4 separate regions of the Homo sapiens genome follow, and all the other regions are linked to region 4. Evidence: chromatin contacts called from ENCODE Hi-C or POLR2A ChIA-PET data. All regions are on one chromosome and are shown on one strand. Each heading gives the region's core, a stretch centred on a gene start or an enhancer-like site at or near the end of the contact. The rest is flanking DNA. Distances are from core to core; before and after follow the strand shown.

Region 1 (2,915 bases), core at 185-2,684, 83 kb before region 4:
TCAGCCTCCCGTGTAGCTGGGATTACAGGCATTCACCACCACGCCCGGCTAATTTTGTATTTTTAGTAGAGACGGGATTTTGCCATGTTGGCCAGGCTGGTCTCAAACTCCTGACCTCAGGTGATCCACCCGCCTTGGCCTCCCAAAGTGCTGGGATTACAGGCGTGAGCCACAGCGCCCGGCCTAGATGCTTTATTTTTTTTGAGGCAAGGTCTCGTTTTGTTGCCCAGGCTGGAGTGCAGTGGTACCATCATGGCTCTCTGCAGCCTTGACCTCCTGGGCTCAAGCCATCCTCCTGCCTCAGCCTCCCGAGTAAATGAGACCACACTGTCACCATGCCTGGCTAGTTTGTTTTTTGTTTTTTTTTTTTGTAGAGATCGGGGGTTAGTCTCACTCTTGTTTAGGCTGGTCTCGAACTCCTGGGCTCAAGTGATCCTCCCAAAGTGCTGAGATTACAGGTGTGAGCCACCGTGCCCGGCTTTTATGTATTCTTTCAACAACGCTGCACGGCTGCGATTATCCCCACTTTGAGAGGAGACAGGATGAGAGGCTGAGTGGCTTGCTAGGCTTGTATGGACAGGATGCGGGCTCTGCAATCACATGACTTTGTATGAGAGGGCAAATGGATTAACCGCTAAACATAGTTTCCTGTTGTGTAAAATGGGGATGATGATAGTATCCACCCTGCGGACTGTGCGGGCTGAGATAATCCCACAAAGTGCTCTTAGGACCTGGCAGGTGGAAAGTGCTCATGATCACCTCTGCCAAGGCTGCACAAGTAGCGAGTGGCCGAGCTTTATATCCGAAGTTAGGACCCTGCAGTTTTGCCCCTCTCCTCTCTCTCCCTCTCCTTCCCGGCTCCGGGGAAAGGAAAATTTATGGCTCCGGGTCGGGGGTTGCGGGGGACCTCTGTGCCGTGCTCCGGGGCCGAGCTCTCCCCGCCGGCCTCTCCCGCGTCCGTCCGGCCGCCCTCCCGCCCAACCTCTCCCGCCCAACCTCTCCCGCGTCCGCCCGCCCGCCCAACCTCTCCCGCGTCCGCCCGCCCGCCCAACCTCTCCCGCGTCCGCCCGCCCGCCCAACCTCTCCCGCGTCCGCCCGCCCGCCCAACCTCTCCCGCGTCCGCCCGCCCGCCCAACCTCTCCCGCGTCCGCCCGCCCGCCCAACCTCTCCCGCGTCCGCCCGCCCGCCCAACCTCTCCCGGCCCCGCCCGCCCGCCCGCCCAACCTCTCCCGGCCCCGCCCGCCCGCCCGCCCAACCTCTCCCGGCCCCGCCCGCCCGCCCGCCCAACCTCTCCCGGCCCCGCCCGCCCGCCCGCCCAACCTCTCCCGGCCCCGCCCGCCCACCCAACCTCTCCCGGCCCCGCCCGTCCAACCTCTCCCGGCCCCGCCTGCTGGCCGGACGTCCGGTCTGCAGGCGCGCGCTCCCGAGGTCCCGCCTCGCCCGCTGAGCCGGCCTGTAAGCGCTGCGGAGATTGGGCTAGAGGCGGAGGCCTGGGCCACGGCGGAGGCGCTGGGTACGTAGCGCGCCACGCGGGCCGGTGAGAGCCAGCCGGGCGCCGGGGAGGGGGCGGGCCCTGGCCGCGGCTGCTACGCGGGGCTGCCACCGCCCCGGGCGACCCAATTTCGCGGCCTAGTGGGGCGTACGGGCCTCTTTTGAAAGCCTGAGTTACGATGTATTGAGCGCGTCGTATGCGGCCAGCACTAAGGCAAGTGCTTTTATATCCACGGCCCATTGTCTTGACAGCAACCCTACCAAGCAACGTGTTATTTCCTCTGTTTTACGGCTGAGGACGCGCAGGAAGGTTTACAGCTAGAAAGGGCTGGAGATTGTGGATTCAAACTCAGGATCAGACCAAAGCCACTGCCCTTTAGAACTTTGCGGGCCGATTGATTCTTGAATCTAGCTTCTGCCACTTCAGTTGTGTGACCTTGGGGTATCTTTCCGATCCCAAGTTTGCTCATCTGAAAAATGGGAATAAAGCTACAGTATCTGTCCCATAGGGTGGGTATAAAGTGCTTTACTGTTGAGCTGAGTGATCATCTCCGATTTTCAGACCCCTCTCCTCCGCTTCCCTCTCCCCTGGGAGGCCAGTTAAGGTTTTAGTGAAGGCCCCCGGGACTGGGGCGGCGTGGATCTCACGCCCACCAACTAGTGAGGGAGGCCATCCGGCCACCCGTCTCTTCCTTCCCCAGCTCCGCAAAGGAGGCGTTGGCATTTCAGGTGTTTGCTTACAGAGTTTTCAAAGATTTTTCACTCTCCCTTAGTTGTGGGAAAATGATTCAACCTACCCAAGTGAACTTTGACATTAAGTCTCAATTCTAACGGTGAGGAAATGGAAGCCTTTGAATATGTTTTATGTCTTAAACGTGTTTGTTTTTGCAGGAGGGAGAGTGCTCATTTTACCTGAATAAATCAAGATTGAGTTGGTGTGGCACAGTGCTGGCATAGGCCTGGGGAAAGGGGTGAAATGCTAGAGATCTGGTAGATGGATAGAAAGTGGACAGACGGGTTCGGGTGGTTTTTGTCTCAGCAGGGCCCTAAATTCCCACCAAATCCTCCTCTGTCTGTCTTCACCAAGGTCTGAATCTGTCCCCTTGGTAAATAACGTTTAAATGGTCTCCGAGCCCCTCTTGGTGCCTGTACCTTAAGGAGAGAAGAAGAGGGCTGATAGCTGAAGGCAGGCAAGCCACGAACTTAGCTTTGTTTTGAAAATTACCCTCTGGGCCGGGCACGGTGGCTCACGCCTGTAATCCCAGCGCTTTGGTAGGTTGAGGAGGGTGGATCACCCGAGGTTAGGAGTTCGAGACCAGCCTGGTCAACATGGTGAAACCCCCGTGTCAACTAAAAATGCAAAAAAATTAGCCGGACATGGTGGTGCATGCCTGTAGTCCCAGCTACTCGGGAGGCTGAGGCAG
Region 2 (2,779 bases), core at 92-2,591, 100 kb after region 4:
CTGTAATCCAGACGCTTTGGGAGGCCAAGGCGGGAGGATCACTTGAGTCCAGGAGTTCAAGACCAGCCTGGGCAACATGGCAAGACCCCATTTCTACTAAAAATACAAAAATTAGCCAGGCGTGGTGGCTCATGCTTGTAATCCCAGCTACTCTTGAGGCAGAGGCTGCAGTGAGCTGAGATTGTGCCACTGCACTCCAGCCTGGGTGACAGAGCAAGACTCCGTCTCAAAAAAAATAAAATAAATCAACTGGGACTGGTGGTGTGCACTTGTGGTCCCAGCTACTCAGGAGGCTGAGGCCAGAGGATTGCTTGAACCCTGGTGGTCAAAGCTGCAGTGATCCATGATCACACACCACTGCATTCCAGCCTGAGTGATGGAGTGAGACCCTGTCTCAGAAAAAAACAAAACAAAGCATGTTCGTATGAACTTTGCTTTCTTAACTGTTTGCACAATATGTGATGCTTGTCAGATTGAAATCATTTGTCAGGAGATGGTAAGGATTTAATTAAGCATGTGGAATGCTGAGAAGCAAAGAATATAACGTGGCCGGATGTGGTTGCTCACGCCTGTAATTCCAGCACTTTGGGAGGTCCCAGTGGGCAGATCGCTTGAGATCAGGAGTTCAAGACCAGCTTGGACAACATGGCTAAACCCTTTATCTCCGCACAAAATAGAATTAGCTGTTGTAGTGGTGTGTGCCTGTGGTCCCAACTACTTGGGGGGCTGAGGCAGGAGGATCACTTGAGCCCAGGAGGTGGAGGTTGCAGTGAGCCGTGATCACACCACTGCACTCCAGGCTGGGTGACAGAGTGAGACCCTGTCTCTAAAAAAGGGAATATAGCATGACGTTTATATGAATTTGTACTCCCTAAAAGATGGGACTAAAAGGGTAAAAATTATAGGAATTTTCATACAGACCTTTCTCCCAAGGCAGTAATAAAATATGCAGGTATTTAATAAGCACAGTGGACACACACATACACAAAATGTGTGTGGCCATTCCGGTGGACAAAACAGCAAAACCTAGCAACAAGATAAAATAGCAATTAAAATTTATTAGTGCTGAAAAATACTTAGTATCTTATGTCAGACTGGAATGGATTAATAAAAAAAATTTATAGAGCCTGCCTCAGTAGAGACCTTGAGTCTACTGAGGGTGATTTAGCTTGGCCCTGCCCTGACAGGATCCACAGCAAGGTGACCTTTTTTGGTTCCTTCCAGTGCACAATGATCCTCTAAATCTGAGAAGTCTGTAAATAGACTTCTGTTTAATAGGTGAGGGAGTTTCTGAGTGGGAGGAGATGCTGCTTTTCAGACACCAGGGGGCAGCACTGGGAGTAATCAATCTGAGTGCTTGGTTTATTGGCTGGGATGGGGATGTAACCAAGTTGGCTTTGCCTGTGGTTTGAAGGGTAGGTAGCAGAGATGCCGCTGAAACCAAACTTTTGTCCTTGCCAAGAGCTTTGTCTCCATAGAAGAGAGCCTTGTGAAGGAGTTCTTCAGATATTTCTTTGGACTTCCCTTGTCTCCCTCTAGCACCATGCTCAGGCTCTCACTACAGCTGACATGGTGTCTTACACCCTCACAGGTTGTAGGTGACGTGGACACCAGCCTCCCACGGACCCTAGACGAGCTTGGCATCCACCTGACGAAGGAGGAGCTGAAGCTGAACATCCGCCCCTTGCTCAGGCTGGTCTGCAAAAAGTTCTTTGGCGAGTTCACAGGTAATAATGTGCTCGTGGCCCCTTAACTCTGTCATCCTCGTGCCCTGCCACAGGTATCACAGCAATTTTTTCTCACCCAGCGATGGAGGTCAGAAATCTGAGGATCTTTTCAACAAACCACAGATTCAGATGCAGAACACTGGTGTTTTTCCTAGCTGCTTTCCTTAGTGGATGATGGCACACATTCTATCTTGGGAACCAAAAGGAATTACATTTTCCTGCCAGGAGGAGTGTTCAAGTAAATGAGATGGGGAGGCAGGCTCTGTGGTTCTGGTATATTTTCCAGGGGGCAGCCGGGAAGGTGGATGCTTGGGTAGTGTGAAATAGTGCAAAAAGCACTAGGCTAGGACTTGGGAGACTTGGTTAGTTACACAGAAGGCACGTGATACAGCAGAAAGACACTGGACTGGTTGAAAAAACCACCTGAGTCTGTCTCGATCCTGCCCTGGCCATTCCATGAGATGACCCTGGGCCAGCCACCTAATTCTTCATGACTCTGATTTGTTATCTGTAAAATCAGGGAAGTGGAAAGGGTGATGGCTGAGGGTCTTCTCAGCAGTCTCTGATTCTAAGTCCGGTGGGAATTAGGTGTCTGGGCCCCCAAGGTGCGTAGTTTTAATAGCTTATTTTGGTCTGCCCATCAATCTGACACACCAGATACCATTGAAGGCACACAGGCCTATCCCAGTGTGCTCATGGGGGTTCCCTCTTATGTGGTTTATTAATGTGTTCAGAAAACGGGGTAACTTATTGAATAGAGATGCATGCAGTGTTTCTCAAGGGGAGTCAGGTTGGGAATTGTTTTAAGTAGATGTTAGATGGGGTGCTTATTTTGTTCCACGTAAATGCGTATAGCCAATAAAAGTTCATAGATCGATGTACTTTAAACTTTTTGTCAGCTGAGTTCCAAGGAACCATGTACCACTGATACCTGCTGCTTGCTCTTTTCTGGCATCAGGGTGACTCCAAATCTTCTAGCAGCACATTCCCAGGAAGCAGGCTATCACTATCTATAGTGCCAGAGCTTTTAGAGCTAACAATCAGTCCCCGCA
Region 3 (2,868 bases), core at 25-2,524, 110 kb before region 4:
AAAAAGAAAAAGAAAAGAAAAGAAAAAAAGAAAAGTCAAAATTAGGAGTCCAACCTGAGTACAGTGAATCCTAATCTGTAGAATCAGCTAAACACAGAGGTAATTTTAACTGTATATTTTAGACAATCAATTTTCAAATAATTGAAAGGTCCAGCATGGTGGGTCATGCCTGTAATCCCAACACTTTGGGAGGAAAAGGCAGGCGGATCACTTGAGCTCAGGAGTTTGAGACCAGCCTGGGCAACATGGCGAAACCCCGTCTCTAACACAAATCCAAAAATTAGCCAGGTGTGGTGGTGCACACTTGTAGTCCCAACTACTGGGGAGGCTGAGTTGAGAGGTTGGCTTGAAGCCTGGGAGGAGGAGCCTGCAGTGAGCTAAAATCGCACAACTATACTCCAGCCTGGGCAATACAGCCAGACACTGTCTCAAAACAAACAAACAAACAAACAAAAAAACACCAAAACCCCCAAGAATTAAAACAATATAAAATACAATTTTCCATTAACATTATGTTAAATACAATTTATAATTCAGAAAGACTTCAGGGTCTCAAAATGCCTCGGAGTTATTATGAATATTACTATCATCTCACAGACAGATACTGTGTATATATATATATACAGGGAGAAAGTGATCTGAAATCACATGCTGCCAATTCTCTTCACAGAATGTCTTCAGATTCTCCTATCTCTTCCTGTTCCTGGGAGGAATGCTCACATCCAGACTTCATGACCTTACCCTTGGACTTAAGTTACCTCCAGCCTTTTCTGGATCTCTTTGCCTTCACAATCTTTCTGCATCACCTGAACTCTATATAGCTGTGGGACTCACCTCTGTGAAAATGGCTTTCCATGTGTCCCCCCCATGCTTGAAATCCTAGAGTAACAGCGGCTTCTTAACTTGGAAGGTATCAAGCCCAATTTTTCCCTAGGCCTATCACCCTCATTTCCCACTTACGCTGTCCACTCTTGCCTCCCACAGCTTCCATCTGGCCGGGCCTCTCAGTGCCCCTGATGCAGAAAGACTGTGACAGGGAGAGATCCAGTTAAGTCTGAAGGTTCCTTTAGTCCAAGCATAAGGTCATGAAGTCTAGATGCAAGTACACCTACTTGGTATGATATTAATGAGACCCAGAAGGCATTAACATGGAAGGAAGACTGAGAACATTCAAAGGGGAAATAAGGTAACTTCCTTAAAACCAGATGCTCAGCAAAACCCCCAAGGCCATGGCAAACAACAGAAACCATAAAGTCATTTATGGCCTAAAGATAACTTCTTCTTCTTAGTAACTCAATTTTGTTATTGCACACAGGACCATCTGCAGCCTAGGACAACTCTGTGGTTTTCCTACTCCAGATATTTTCACTTCAGTCTCAGGATTACGTGAAGCATTATAAGATTTAAAAACTGGCTCATAGGCTGGGTGCGGTGGCTCACGCCTGTAATCTCAGCACTTTGGGAGGCCAAGGCAGGCGGATCACCTGAGGTCGGGAGTTCGAGACCAGCCTGACCAATAAGGAGAAACCCTGTCTCTACTAAAAATACAAAATTAGCCGGGCGTGGTGGCACATGCCTGTAATCCCAGCTACTCGGGAGGCTGAGGCAGGAGAATCACTTGAACCTGGGAGGTGAAGATTGTGGTAAGCCAAGATTGCACCACTATACTACAGCCTGGGTAAGAAGATCAAAACTCCATCTCAAAAAACAAACAAACAAGACCTGGCTGATATTAGGAGACAAAGCAGTGTCCCATTGTTGGATACAATTTATAATATAAATTCTTATTCATAACAGCTTATGGAACAAATTATCTGGTCCATAACCACAAATTAGCTGGTTCCATAACAGCTTATGGAACAAATTATGGTAATATGAATTACCATAAGAATAACTTTTTATAATTCTACAAAAGAAAGAATCAAAAAGGTAAGGTGAAGAACTGCTGTAGATTAACCAACTGGATACTTACTAAACATAATTTCACATGGGGAAAATAATTACTTCTTCCAACTTTAAAAGTCTTTACAAATATGCAAAATCACTGTAAAAACTACCTTCCTGCCTTTGTTCTTCCTATTTAGCGGAGATACTTCCATGTAGCTATCACCTCATGAACCCAATTTTTGTGGAAGGATCTTGGGCTGAACTCTTGTTCTGCTTTATGCATTGCCAATACAAGTATCTAGAAATCTCCAAGACCGAAACTAAAATCAGAGAGCAAATTTCATTTTCTTTATATTGGCTTGAATTTGTACAAGCAGCCAGTTACTGAGCAAAAATCCTGTTTCAACTTGTACATCAAGCACACGGCTGAAGAACACAGGGAAGTTGTTTTTTCTTTTCTTTTTTTTTTTTTGAGACAGAGTTTCACTCTTGTTGCCCAGGCTGGAGTGCAATGGCACGATCTCAGCTCACTGCAGCCTCCGCCTCCTAGGTTCAAGGGATTCTCCTGCCTCAGCTTCCCAAGTAGTTGGGATTATAAGCATGTGCCATCACACCCAGCTAATTTTTGTATTTTTAGTAGAGACAGGGTCTCACCAAGTTGGTCAGTCTGGTCTCAAACTCCTGACCTCAGGTGATTCACCTGCCTCAGCTTCCCAAAGTACTAGGATTACAGGCATGAGCCACCGTGCCTGGCCACTTTTTTTTTTTTTTCTTTAATGAGTCATTTTCACTGAGCTACCAAGTATTGAGCCCCATCCGTGAGGACACATTATGAGTACACATAGTCTTACAGTCAACACCCCCAAACAGAAGACAACCAATTCAGCAAAACCAGACTTCCAAGGAGCCCACTCCAGTTAGCTTTCATGGTAATTATAATAATTTTAATTATTCATAGGGAACCAAGCTCAGAGGCCTTGA
Region 4 (2,854 bases), core at 319-2,818:
GAGTAAACCCTGAATAAATGCTACTTATTGAAAATTTTTTAGCTCCCTCCTTGGTGGTGGTGGGGTCACTCCAACCTGGCCTCAGCCATTAGTGCTTGGAGGGTCCTCTTTCACAGCCCCCTCGTTGGATGTCCCTGTGTCCTTCTACTCCCAGCCCTGGATGAGGTGAGCGACCTCAACCTTGGGTAGGGAAGGCCAGGGAATCATTTTGCCCATGGTGAAGGGTCAACAGGGAGAGTGTGAGCCGGCGGGGGGTAGCTCTCGGGAGAGGAGAGGCTGGGATGTCATTCTTTAGCAGCCGGCCAGTCGCCTCCGAATGGCTGAATCCTCCCCGGTGGGCCGGATAAAGGAGGGCGAAGGAGGAGCGGTGGAGCAGCCCGACCTGGGCCTCAGATAATGTGACAAATATTTTGATGGAAGCAGACACGTTTCGGTTTATGCAACCTAAACACTTTGCTGCACTTGAGGAAGAGGAGAGCCTCCCACAGCCTGATGGGGAGAAGAGTTAGGGGGCGGCGGAGGAGGCTGGGGAGTGAGGGAGGAGGAGCTGAGGGGCTGGATGAGATCCACCCCTCATCCTGGAGGCTGGAAAAGGGGGTTACCCCTCAGGGACGTATTTGCATCTGTCAGCATGGAGAAATAACGTGGGGGTGCCCACCTTTTTAGGATCCCCTTTTCTCCCTGGTCTAGAGGCAGAAGTAAAGGGATTGAGCAGAGGGAGATGGAAGAAAAGGGCCCAGGAAAAAGCAGCCTGGCCACAGTTCGGTGAGGAAGGGGCAGAGGCGAGGAGGGGTTGGAAGCTCCTGCCCCACCTCGGGGGAGACGGGTCCCGGAACAGTCAGATCCAGAAAGGAGGAGGCGGCTGCCGTCTGGCTCCGCTGGGCCCCCGGACAGGCATTCATCCGATATCTGGATCTCCCAGACGGGTGGTCTGCGAGGCCTGAGTGCCAAATGGTCCCCTCCGTATCCTCTTCTTCGCTTCATAACCCCCTTTCTCATCCTACCTTCCAGCTCCCCGCTCCGTCCTCCCCTCAATCGCTCTTTGTCCCCTGCAGACCTGGGCGCTATCCCCTCGCTTCCGCCCCCTGCGGGTCTTGGCCCGTCGCGACCCCAGTCCCTCTGTTTTCCTGGTGACCGACCCTCGAAGCCTCTCCTCTCCCGATCCCCTCGGAGCTCTCTAGCTCTCCCTGTGGCCCTCTCTCCCTTTCGCATTTTGGTCCCTACTCTCCCCTTCCCTTGGAGCGCCTCTCGGGTCTCTCGGACCCCGGCCCCCACCCCATTTCCGAATCTCGGTCTCCGCGTACTCAGTCTCTTCTTTCCTCTCCCTGCTCCCGCCCGGGGTCTCCGCGGCCCCGCCCCCTTATGCCCCGCCCACCTCGAGGCGCCCGCGGCCCAATTAGGCGCCGGCCCCGCCCGCAGCCCCACCCCTAGAGAGCCCAGAGCCGCGCGGAGCTGGCGGGGCGGGGCCCGGCCGAGGGGGCGGTGGCCCGGCTCAAGGAGGCGGGAGGAGTCAGGCGGGAGGCTGCAGGCGGGAGGCGGGAGGCGGGAGGCGGCGGCCGCGGCGCTCAGTCCGGCAGCGCAGCAGGAGGGAGGCGCGAGGCAGGAGCCGGCGGCTGGGCTCCGCAGCGCAGCCAGCGCAGCGCGGCGCCCCGGGCCCGGCCCCATGCCCGCAGCCCCGCCGGACCGTCCTTGAGCGCGGGCGCCTAGCCCGCGCCCCCTGCCCGCCGGCACCATTGCCCCGACGGCGCGGCCGGGCGGCCCGGCGCTCCCCAGGCTCCGCGCGGGCCGAAAGACGCTGCTAGCGGCCGCCGCGGGTGTGGTGATGCTGCTGGTGCTGGTGGTGCTCATCCCCGTGCTGGTGAGCTCGGGCGGCCCGGAAGGCCACTATGAGATGCTGGGCACCTGCCGCATGGTGTGCGACCCCTACCCCGCGCGGGGCCCCGGCGCCGGCGCGCGGACCGACGGCGGCGACGCCCTGAGCGAGCAGAGCGGCGCGCCCCCGCCTTCCACGCTGGTGCAGGGCCCCCAGGGGAAGCCGGGCCGCACCGGCAAGCCCGGCCCTCCGGGGCCTCCCGGGGACCCAGGTCCTCCCGGCCCTGTGGGGCCGCCGGGGGAGAAGGGTGAGCCAGGCAAGCCGGGCCCTCCGGGGCTGCCGGGCGCGGGGGGCAGCGGCGCCATCAGCACTGCCACCTACACCACGGTGCCGCGCGTGGCCTTCTACGCCGGCCTCAAGAACCCCCACGAGGGTTACGAGGTACTCAAGTTTGACGACGTGGTCACCAACCTAGGCAACAACTACGACGCGGCCAGCGGCAAGTTTACGTGCAACATTCCCGGCACCTACTTTTTCACCTACCATGTCCTCATGCGCGGCGGCGACGGCACCAGTATGTGGGCAGACCTCTGCAAGAATGGCCAGGTGGGCCAGGCGGGGGCATGGGGCTGGGCTGGGCCCAGGGCACCCAGGGAGCCCGGGGCAAATGGGTACCTGATCGGAGTTGGCGGGGGCGCCAGGCGGACGCAGGTGGAGATCCCACCCCACAGCGGCCCCGCTTGGTCATCACGTGTGGGGATGGTCGGAGCCAGCGGACATCGCCGATCCTCAGTTCCTGGGTTCCCGCTCCAAGACAGACGCTGCTGGGCACCGTCTGGAACGCTACTGGAAATGCGGGAAATGAACCCAACTAGTCAGAGCGCAGGGCTCCCAGGTGCACGGACTTGCCCTTGGGGGCTTGCCCCTTGGGAAGTGGATTCGGGCCGACAGCAGTGGGCGATAAGGGGAGGGCAAGGATGGGCTCTGGCGTATGGAACAGGGAGAAGCAGCATCCGCGCCCGCGGGCGCCTAGGCGCGTGG

Evidence for each region. Hi-C counts contacts between places; a loop is a spot of excess contacts on that map. ChIA-PET counts read pairs that join two places held with the same protein, here RNA polymerase II (POLR2A). Pooled maps may share reads with other maps.
Region 1: a loop to region 4 is called in a map of mammary epithelial cell, with 2.5 times the contacts of the local background. The contact joins the promoter of DCAKD here to the promoter of C1QL1 in region 4. A Hi-C loop is called at or near these places in 5 of 168 maps with a recorded cell type or tissue (B cell, mammary epithelial cell, naive thymus-derived CD4-positive, alpha-beta T cell and 1 more), 6 of 37 single-sample maps with no recorded cell type and 16 of 50 pooled maps. POLR2A ChIA-PET finds 5 or more read pairs at or near these places in 16 of 52 experiments (A673, Caco-2, H1 and 9 more).
Region 2: a loop to region 4 is called in a pooled map, with 2.0 times the contacts of the local background. The contact joins the enhancer-like site here to the promoter of C1QL1 in region 4. A Hi-C loop is called at or near these places in 1 of 50 pooled maps. POLR2A ChIA-PET finds 5 or more read pairs at or near these places in 5 of 52 experiments (AG04449, B cell, GM12878 and 2 more).
Region 3: a pooled map shows a loop between it and region 4 (2.3-fold over the local background). The contact joins the enhancer-like site here to the promoter of C1QL1 in region 4. A Hi-C loop is called at or near these places in 2 of 168 maps with a recorded cell type or tissue (B cell and naive thymus-derived CD4-positive, alpha-beta T cell), 3 of 37 single-sample maps with no recorded cell type and 13 of 50 pooled maps. POLR2A ChIA-PET finds 5 or more read pairs at or near these places in 10 of 52 experiments (H1, HEK293, OCI-LY7 and 5 more).

Annotation. Positions count from the first base shown.
Region 1 is chr17:45,050,151-45,053,065 of GRCh38, reverse strand. It overlaps DCAKD (dephospho-CoA kinase domain containing), which reads left to right and starts at 1,434. Exons shown (of 5, transcript NM_001288655.2): 1 at 1,434-1,705. RefSeq lists a silencer at 1,294-1,793.
Region 2 is chr17:44,863,878-44,866,656 of GRCh38, reverse strand. EFTUD2 (elongation factor Tu GTP binding domain containing 2) reads left to right here. Exons shown (of 28, transcript NM_004247.4): 14 at 1,592-1,727. Among named protein-coding and RNA genes, the nearest start is that of HIGD1B, 17 kb to the right of the region's middle. RefSeq lists a silencer at 1-94. Within about 2 kb of position 1,341, at least 2 of the 41 ENCODE cell types and tissues checked have a DNase peak (open chromatin) inside an H3K27ac peak, as active enhancers do.
Region 3 is chr17:45,076,242-45,079,109 of GRCh38, reverse strand. The region is part of intron 1 of NMT1 (N-myristoyltransferase 1); the gene reads right to left. Among named protein-coding and RNA genes, the nearest start is that of NMT1, 16 kb to the right of the region's middle. Within about 2 kb of position 1,274, at least 3 of the 41 ENCODE cell types and tissues checked have a DNase peak (open chromatin) inside an H3K27ac peak, as active enhancers do; they include B cell, where a contact is called at or near this core.
Region 4 is chr17:44,967,017-44,969,870 of GRCh38, reverse strand. It overlaps C1QL1 (complement C1q like 1), which reads left to right and starts at 1,568. Exons shown (of 2, transcript NM_006688.5): 1 at 1,568-2,419. The coding sequence starts at 1,823. RefSeq lists a silencer at 1,278-1,637.